Linked DNA regions of Homo sapiens: region 1 is linked to region 2. The links are chromatin contacts, found by Hi-C or POLR2A ChIA-PET in ENCODE. All regions are on one chromosome and are shown on one strand. The core of a region is the stretch at or near the end of the contact, and the rest is flanking DNA. Distances in the headings are between cores, read along the strand shown.

Region 1 (4,182 bases), core at 1,468-3,967, 1.1 Mb after region 2:
TACACAAACTGGCAATTACCTTACTTCAAGTTTACAGTACTGTATTATCATATGATCTTAATTCAGGAATTTTATAGATAAGGAAACTCATTCTAAGAAAGGTAACTTTTGCAGAGTTGGGATAAAATTCAGTCTTGTGCTCTTTCCTACTATACTTTGTGGTCTCTCAAGATGGTGCCTCATATGTGCTTAGATCCACCATTATCTTTCTACTCTATATACAGAGCCATCTTCAAGGAGGTACTAAGAGACCTAGAATAGGTAGTGAAACTAGGCTTTTGAACCTAGGAAAACTATGGTCTGAGTTATGTCCTTGAGAATGTATACATTTCCAAATGATTATGAACAACTTCCCAAAGTTGATATAGTTTAATAGTTTTAAATGTGAGGTCTAAAGTGAGAAATTTAGTGGTACCTATTTGCTGACACAAATATAATAAATTAAACAGCCTCTTTGAGGCTCTGAACTGTGATCTGCTAAAAGTGGAAGAGATTTAAAGATAAACCATTTGTCTGAAATCATGGTTTCCTGTGTGAGAGATTATCATAGAGGAAATCACACCTGTGCCTACCCCTTCGCTATCAAGTTAAATAGATTTCCTTTGTTCTATTAGTTATTTCCCAATGCCAGGCATCACATGCTTAATCACCTAAAATTTTCAAATAAATATTCCAAAAGTGTGGAATGTATATAACCATCTTTAAATGTTTCTCCACCTCTTCTTTTAATTATGCTTAAGACACTTTAGTTCTAATACTAACATTTAAAAAGAAATCACTCAATAAATTTAAGTTCCAGTGTCAAAAATTATGATAGGTGCATCCCAAATCAAGCTACAACTATCGTATAAAAGCCAAAGATACATTTAAGGGAGGGGGCTCTATCTGGCGAGAAGGGCAAGAAACTTGTAGATTTGGCACTAAATATTGCTTTTCTATTATGTCAATTATTTTACATATATTTTTTCACTTTAATATTCAACAGGCATGTTAATAGTCTAAAATGTAACAGTTTTATAAAGTAGTAAGAAATTCCCAGGAATTTATACTTGAGTAAGAGAAATCAGGCAGTTTGAATATTCAAATATAAATAAAGCATGTTAACCAGGTGGGGAAAAGTATCAACACAAGGCATCTAATGAAGGTACTATTTATTTAGATGTACATCATTTGGAAAGGCTAACTACAATGAAATTCAAAGAGCAATGAGACCAAATTAAAGTCATTTATGCTATAAAAGTACATGGTTTATTCATGTTGTTAAAAAAAAAAAAAAAAAAAAAAACACTTACCTCTACCAAATCCATGTCCTTAAGACTCAGTCCTGCTTTCTTCAGTGCCCCACTGATAGCAGGGACAGGACCTATATAATAATAAAAATCTTCTATAAAAATATAGAAATAAATGTCATCTTATATTTACGTATCAAGCTTCTCCTTCTTTCCAAGTAAGGAAGAAATAATGCGGCAGTTATTAGTAGCCACAAATCTTACTACCTTGACCGTACCTATTAAATGAAGTGACCATAAAGAGGCAGAAAAAGGGCCCAGGCATGGTGGCTCATGCCTGTAATCTCAGTACTTTGGGAGGCTGAAGTGGGAGGATCACTTTAGCCTCCTGGGCAACACAGCAAGACCCCATCTCTAAAAAAGAAAAAAAATAATAATAAAAATAAAATGGAACCAAGGTGAAAAGTTGTTTATACATTCAAACTGCAGATAAGAGAATTACATGAAAAGTTCTACCATAAACGGCTTTAAGATTGAAAACAGCCAAAGGAGTCCATATATGGGATTTTAGTTATGTTAATAGATTATAATTGATATCAAAGAGCAAGGCAGACTGAGTGCTCTACTTGGGATCCAAGCCATATGCATTCACAGCACAGAAGTTACTGTGGCTACACTCTGAATTTTCAGGCCCATTTGGATAAAAGACAAGAAATAGCAGTATCTCCACATGGGCACAGAGAGATGGGAAACTACGAGGCACTTCAGGGAAGGTTTTATGAAGTAAGGTGATGTTTACAACTCCAAGGGTAGGCAGGAAATTTAAATAAAACATAACTCCTAATTTAAGAAATGCAACTCCATCTAATAAGACTTCTGAAATAAACTTTAGCTCCCAGATTTCTGATGATGTAATGAGAGTTTAATATTGCTCATAATTTAAATCCATATTTTTTCTCAAAAGGTAAAAAATTTGGGTAGAGAAGATTATCTACTTCTCGACTTGTTCTTAAAGAATGAAACTGCCAAAAATGTCTACAAAGAAAAATATGTAGTATGTTCTGCTGAATTCAAGTAGTCAAATATTCTGCATCAAGTTTCACAAGCATTTTACCTTATAAAATGGAAAATCAGTCTTTACAAGAAAGGCATAATGAAACCTAAATATAATATTTATTTTGTCACGTAGTTAAAATACTCTTTGGACAACAAACCACGTGCTTATTGATTAGGACTATCCAGTTAATGCACTTCAATTTAAAATGCCAGTTTCATGTGGCTACTGATTTACTACAGCTACTGATTTACTACAGGATCTGATTCCAGATTCTCTTTGTATGTCTAAAGCATGAAATCATGAAAATGAGATGGGTAGTCAGTAGTAAAGCATCAGTTATCCAGCCTGGTGAGGGGATGAAGTAGCCAACAGTGGTGACAGACACATAAAAGGTGGACAATGTTCAGACCACTGTACACACTTCCTTGTCTGCATAAACAACACAGCAAGCATGACTCGTACTTTCACTTTAACTCAGAATCCACCGTAACAATATGCTAGGCCATAACTCGATTTTTAAAGGACTCTTCCCAGACCACTGTTATTTACTGGGACTTCAGGAAGGTTTAGTATTCTTGTTAGGAAAAGGAGACCTTATTTCTAGTCCTGGTTCCTGTCACTAATAGCTGTGCGACTTTGTGCATCTCTCTGGGCAACAAGCTACTCATCAATAGCACTCTGAATGGGTTTTCCACCTTTTTCTCTTTAAGCATCAGAATTCTTTTTGCATATGATGCCAAGTAATAGATAATGCCAGACTGCTCCAGCTGAAGAGGCTCAAAGTTCCACCCACCAACCTCTACCATTGCCACCCCTGAGGAGTTCCAGGGAGTGCTGTCTTTCTATAGCTGTGTATTTCCTCAGAACCAGTACTATTCTTTTCAAGTCATGGCTTTCCCCGTTTTTTTTTGGTCTGCAGCTATTCTGCAGGGCTAAGGATTGCTAGTCATTAGGTAATCATGGAACTGAGAACCACTATTCTTGTAAGTTAGATTAACAAACCAGTTCCCACTAGATACTTAATAACTTATTCTCCCCACTTATTCATCTGGGATGCTTCAACGAGTTACTTTGTTTAATCCCATCACTATATACAAGTGACAGCCAAACTTCTAGATGAAGGGGGCAGCTGATACTGTGGGACATCTGGAATGTACAGCTCTGTTCAAGCCCCGAGGAAAAATGACAATCCTACCACAGGAGCATTCTTTGTACTTTAGGGCAAATATTCAGGCCCAGGAACAGAAGGAAGGAAAACAACGCTTTCTTGGTTCACTGGCTATGCTAATCTACCAGAACCTATTAAATAAAGTTAAACTGAAAAAGGAGTATAAAATAGCCAACCCATGTCACATACATTTGTTTGATCATCAAAAGCATCTAGGTGTATGCAGGAAAAAAACCAACTCTGCTCTTGGGCTGGGCATGGTGGCTCACGCCTGTAATCCTAGCACTTTGGGAGGCTGAGGTGGGCGGATCACCTGAGGTCAGTAGTTTGAGATCAGCCTGGCCAACGTGGAAAAACCCTGTCTCTGCTAAAAATACAAAAATTAGCCAGGCGTGGGGGCGGGCACCTGTAATCCCAGCTACTGGGAAGAATGAGGTTGCAGTGAGCTGAGATCACGCCACTGCACTCCAGCCTGGGTGACAAAGCGAGACTCTGTGTCAAAAACAAAAAACAAAACCAACTCTGCTCTTGGGCTCCACTCTGGACTTACTGAAACAAAATCTAAGGGTGTGGGGGTTATGAGTGGATTCTGACAATCATCTGAGGTTGGGAACCACTACCCTAGATATCAAAATAATAAATGCCATAACAACATACGGATGTTTAATTTTTCCACCACCTTCCATTTCTAAGACAAAAGTTATCTTTTGCCAATAGTGGATAGCCAA
Region 2 (4,271 bases), core at 353-2,852:
AGGCCTCGCCAGGATCGGTGGCTGTATGGTGGTGTGCTCCCACTAGAGGGCACCAGCGCACCACTCTGCAGGCTCCAGCCTGGTGCTTGCTGTGGGAAGTCCCCTGGTCCCAGCGCCAGCAGCCAAAGGCGTCTTCACCGGCCATGCCTCCTGGTCAGCGCTGCACATGCACACTGTCCTGAAAATGACCCCACTCAATGCCCAGGCCCTTCCTCCCTGCAGCAAGTGGGAGGATGGCGAGGTGCAAGAGGCAGCCACACTAAGGTGTAGGGAAGCTCCTGTTGGGCCACATGTCCCCTGCTAGGCCAAGGCATGACACTCCTCCAGAGGGCCCGCCCCTCCCTGGGACCCCTGGGAACACACTGCTTCCAGGAGGGCAGCAGCACGGGGCTGCAGGGGAACACCCACTGGGGTGGGGCTGGGGGAGTTACAAAGTGTTGGCTTCCGCCCTTGGAAGGATGGGGGCTGGCTAAGTGGGGAGATGGAGCCGCATAATCTGTAATCCATAGTCTAAGCCGAGTTAATTTACTAAGTTCTGAATTAACTTGACTAAGTTCCAAGTTAACTTGACCAAGTTCCATGTGAAGGCAAGGGATGAAATCCGAATTGCATATCCTTCACCTCATCTCTGGTCTGAGACCACCCCCCGGCACCCCCTCCCCCAGGACCCCTTTACTCTGAGGTGTGACTTGGGGAGCAATTTCTCCATGTGTGTGAAGTCGGCGCGACCAGTGTGAGAAAGACGGTCTAACGGGCATGTTGTCCCTGTGCCCTAGATGGCCCCTAGGTGAGCATTAGATTTCCTCAGGTTCCCGGGCACAGGGCCCTCGGCGCCCTGCGGAAATGCCACCTCCTTATATCACACAGTGGCCTGGTGCTTTTGTGTCATATACAATACCCCATTGAAAGACGTTGTTTGTTGAATTATCCAGTGTCCTGCCCAGGGCTTTCTATCAGGACGTATTTTGGTCATTATCCTTGAATTCTCCCAGACAAACATTATGTCTGCTGTCTTTGGTCTGACAGTAGGAACTACATAACCCACTGACTTCTCGTTTTGCCTTTCTCTTAGGAAATTTTGAAACCAAATTCTGTGTCTGTTGGCCGTTAATCATTAGATGGCTCAGACCTAGCAGGGCCGGCTCCCCTGCCCCCACATTGCTGGCCTTGTCCAGAGCGTGTGACTCAGGAGCCCTTTGCTGTGAAAGGGGCTTAGTGCCCACACAACAGTGGACGCCACCCGGTCAAGTGGGATTTCTGGCCTTAGGGATGTGCCCAAAGCATTCCCCATTGAGGGTCCCCAGAAGGCTCAGGGGACGGAAAGTGGCTTTCTGGCCTCCTGAGCCTGTGTCCAAGTCCAGCCTTCACACGGGAGATGGCTAAAGGAAGGGACAGTTCCTTCCTCGTTCTTCTGCTTGGCCCTGGATGATAACAGAGAGATCCTCCCCACTACCTCTCTAAAGAATCCGAGGGACAAATGAGCTTTCAAAATGAAAATCATGGCTCCATGAAATGACACTCAGGTGTCCCTCACTCCTGGAGGAGTGAAAATGGTGGCCGATAAGGAATGGCCTGGCAGCCCCAGCAGGTGGCGCTGCTGCTATTTAGTAATGGGGGTCCTGGGCGGGAGGCCGGGGCCGCGGCTGGGGCTGCCCCACACTGGGGTTGAAGCCTCTGTAGCCGGGTTCCCAGACCTCCAGATGAGAAGGAGTAACTTTATTGTTCCCTAGGGCTGTGTTAGCTGTTGCCAAGTCTTCTGGAAACTTCTAGGACATGCTAACTCACAGGCGTGAGGATTAGTAAAGTGCCCCGAGACACCCAGGAGCAGAGTCCTGAAAACCATGCCCCACCTCGCCTCCCCAGGCCCTGTGCACCGGCGACTGTTGCTCCATGTCACCCGTGGTCCCACGGAGGTGAGGTCTGACCTTATTCACCCAGGCCAACATTACGGATCAGGCATCTCTCTGTGTCCCAGGCATTGTCTTATAGCCATTATGGACTGAGTTTAAGTGCAGGGGCTGGTACCTGTCCCATAGACGGGGACATGGTATTCTCCTAATGTCCCCTTAGTGAGAATTCAACAAGGAGCGTAATGCACCAACAGTAACACTAGCGAACATTCACAGAGTGCTTTCCGTGTTCCAGGAACTGAGAAGGTCCTTGCTTTTTCTAATCTTACCCTCACGTTGTCCCATGGAGCACGTACTGTTATTGACCTCACTTTACAGACCGATGTCTTTGGTCGGATGTAACCTTCTCAGTAAGGGCTTGTGAACACTCCATATGCCTCCTCATCACTCAAGAATCGTCACTCGATTCTTCCCTGCAGCGCCTGTCGCATGTTTGCTTTATTTCTTTTGCGTCTGTATTCTCCCAGTGGAGTGTACGTTCCCCTGGGGCACATCTAGGGGCTCATTAAATATGGGTTGAGTGACTTGCTCCTGCCCCAGAGGGACTCCCACCCAGCATCTTAGTCCAGAACTTGTGCCTCCACCACAGAGGCTACCATGACTTGAGTGCTGTCTGAGCTGCGGGCTGCATATACTATCTCTGAAGTCTCACAAATACCCTGGGAAATGTTTATTCTATTATTATTTCACAGATTGGAGAACTGAGCTCAAATACCTTGCCTCAAATCACACAGCTGGGAGAAGGGGGATTGGAATCCAGGCAGCCTGACTCCTCTGGTACCTCTTTCTAAGGAGGGACGATGAGGAGGAAGAGGTGCTGGAAAAACATTTTCTAATTCCAGGAGACGGTAGTCACGTACAGCAAGTTAGGGGTGAATGTCATTTCCTTAATAAGCAAGAACAAGAAAGTGGGTATCTCTGTTTTTCTCTCTACTGCTGAAGGCAATAAAAATGGAAAGAAAAAAAGAGAAAAGCCTCTACAGACAGCTTTGAAAGAGAAATATTTTTTTCTTCTTTTTTAATCAGACAGGTTTGTAGTGGCCTTCCCCATCCCTGCTGGCCCAAGACGCTGTAGCAGCCATCAAGGAGGGGGTCTTACAAACGAGAGCCCCTTTCCCTCCCCAGCCACCTCCCCACCCCCAAGTGCTTCCTCCCTCAGGACAAAAATAGGCGCCCATACAATAAATGGGGCCAGAAGTTCTCCAATCCGTGGTTTCCTGTCTGAGACCTCCAGGTAGCAGGTCCACTGGGAAGGGGCAGCGTGCTCTGTGAGGCGAGCCTATTTTTATTTTTTGTTATTTGTGAGTCTTTTTTTTTTTTTTTTAAAGAACTGATTATTCTGGAGGTGAAGACTTTTGTTGGTGACAACTGGGAAAGTTCCTCGGGAAGAGGCCACTGTCTGCGTCTAGATGGGGTTTCCACGCGGGCCTCCTCCTGCTCACTCCATGCGGAGCAGAAGGCAGGGAGCTGGGACTGTGGGCAGCGAGTACTTTCAGGGCTGTGTGGGGCAGGCTTCAAGGGGCCTGGGCAAGTCTGCCCACCCTATAGGAACACCTCAATGATCCAGGCCACGGCTAGGATTTTAGGGATTGGCAAACTGGTCCACAGACCAAGTCCAGCTCTCCAGCCTGTTTTTGCAAATAAAGTTTTATCAAAACGCAGCCACACCCATTCACTTGCTTCCTGTCTGTGACTGCATTTGTGCCACAGCCACTTGCTGTGTGGACCCTATCGCCGGCAAAGCCTAAAATATTGACTCTCTGGCTTTTTACAGAAAAAGTTTGCCAAACACTGATCTAGAATATAAACAGAACAAAAAAGGAAACCTCTGAGAGTTAAAACAGGTGGCAGAAATCCTAAAGCTCACTCACTAGTCATCCAAGAGCCCTTCTGCTTTGCACACAGAACATTGTGTAATTCACCCAAAATAATTTTCTTCCAGCTTCCATTTCTTCTGCTGTAAAGTTGGGGGTCATATACCTGTTCAACTTACGTTGCAAAGCTGTGCTAAGAGTCAAAATACAATAAACCAGTTCATATAATGACAGGGATTTTTGAACTTAAAAAACACTCTGCAGATGTGATGTGGCCTCATGAAGTGGTAGTCACATCTGGAAGCAGGCAGAGAACTGGCAAGCTTGGCAGATAAGAACTGCGCTTGGAGATGGTCCAACAGCTTCCTTCTGTGGGTTTCTTGGCGGGTGGGAGATGGAGGGCAGGGACTGTTGGCTTTCCCCAGCTCCTCCTGAGACTGAGACCTAAAGGGTGACTGTCTTCCTGCCCTTGACCTTAGACAGAAAAGACTGTTGGGGGAGTCTTCTGCTCACCCATTTCTCTTTCCTCTTATGTCCTTCCCTCTTT

The links. Hi-C counts contacts between places; a loop is a spot of excess contacts on that map. ChIA-PET counts read pairs that join two places held with the same protein, here RNA polymerase II (POLR2A). Pooled maps may share reads with other maps.
Region 1: a pooled map shows a loop between it and region 2 (3-fold over the local background). The contact joins two enhancer-like sites. A Hi-C loop is called at or near these places in 1 of 168 maps with a recorded cell type or tissue (tibial artery), 1 of 37 single-sample maps with no recorded cell type and 8 of 50 pooled maps. POLR2A ChIA-PET finds 5 or more read pairs at or near these places in 1 of 52 experiments (CD4-positive, alpha-beta T cell).

The regions. Positions count from the first base shown.
Region 1 is chr18:49,785,999-49,790,180 of GRCh38, forward strand. It overlaps ACAA2 (acetyl-CoA acyltransferase 2), which reads right to left. Exons shown (of 10, transcript NM_006111.3): 8 at 1,293-1,363. Among named protein-coding and RNA genes, the nearest start is that of ACAA2, 25 kb to the right of the region's middle. Within about 2 kb of position 2,718, at least 4 of the 41 ENCODE cell types and tissues checked have a DNase peak (open chromatin) inside an H3K27ac peak, as active enhancers do.
Region 2 is chr18:48,675,374-48,679,644 of GRCh38, forward strand. The region is part of intron 6 of CTIF (cap binding complex dependent translation initiation factor); the gene reads left to right. The region is part of intron 3 of LOC105372107 (a long non-coding RNA gene); the gene reads right to left. Among named protein-coding and RNA genes, the nearest start is that of MIR4743, 6.9 kb to the left of the region's middle. RefSeq lists enhancers at 425-1,049, 1,686-1,755, 1,776-1,835. Within about 2 kb of position 1,603, at least 8 of the 41 ENCODE cell types and tissues checked have a DNase peak (open chromatin) inside an H3K27ac peak, as active enhancers do.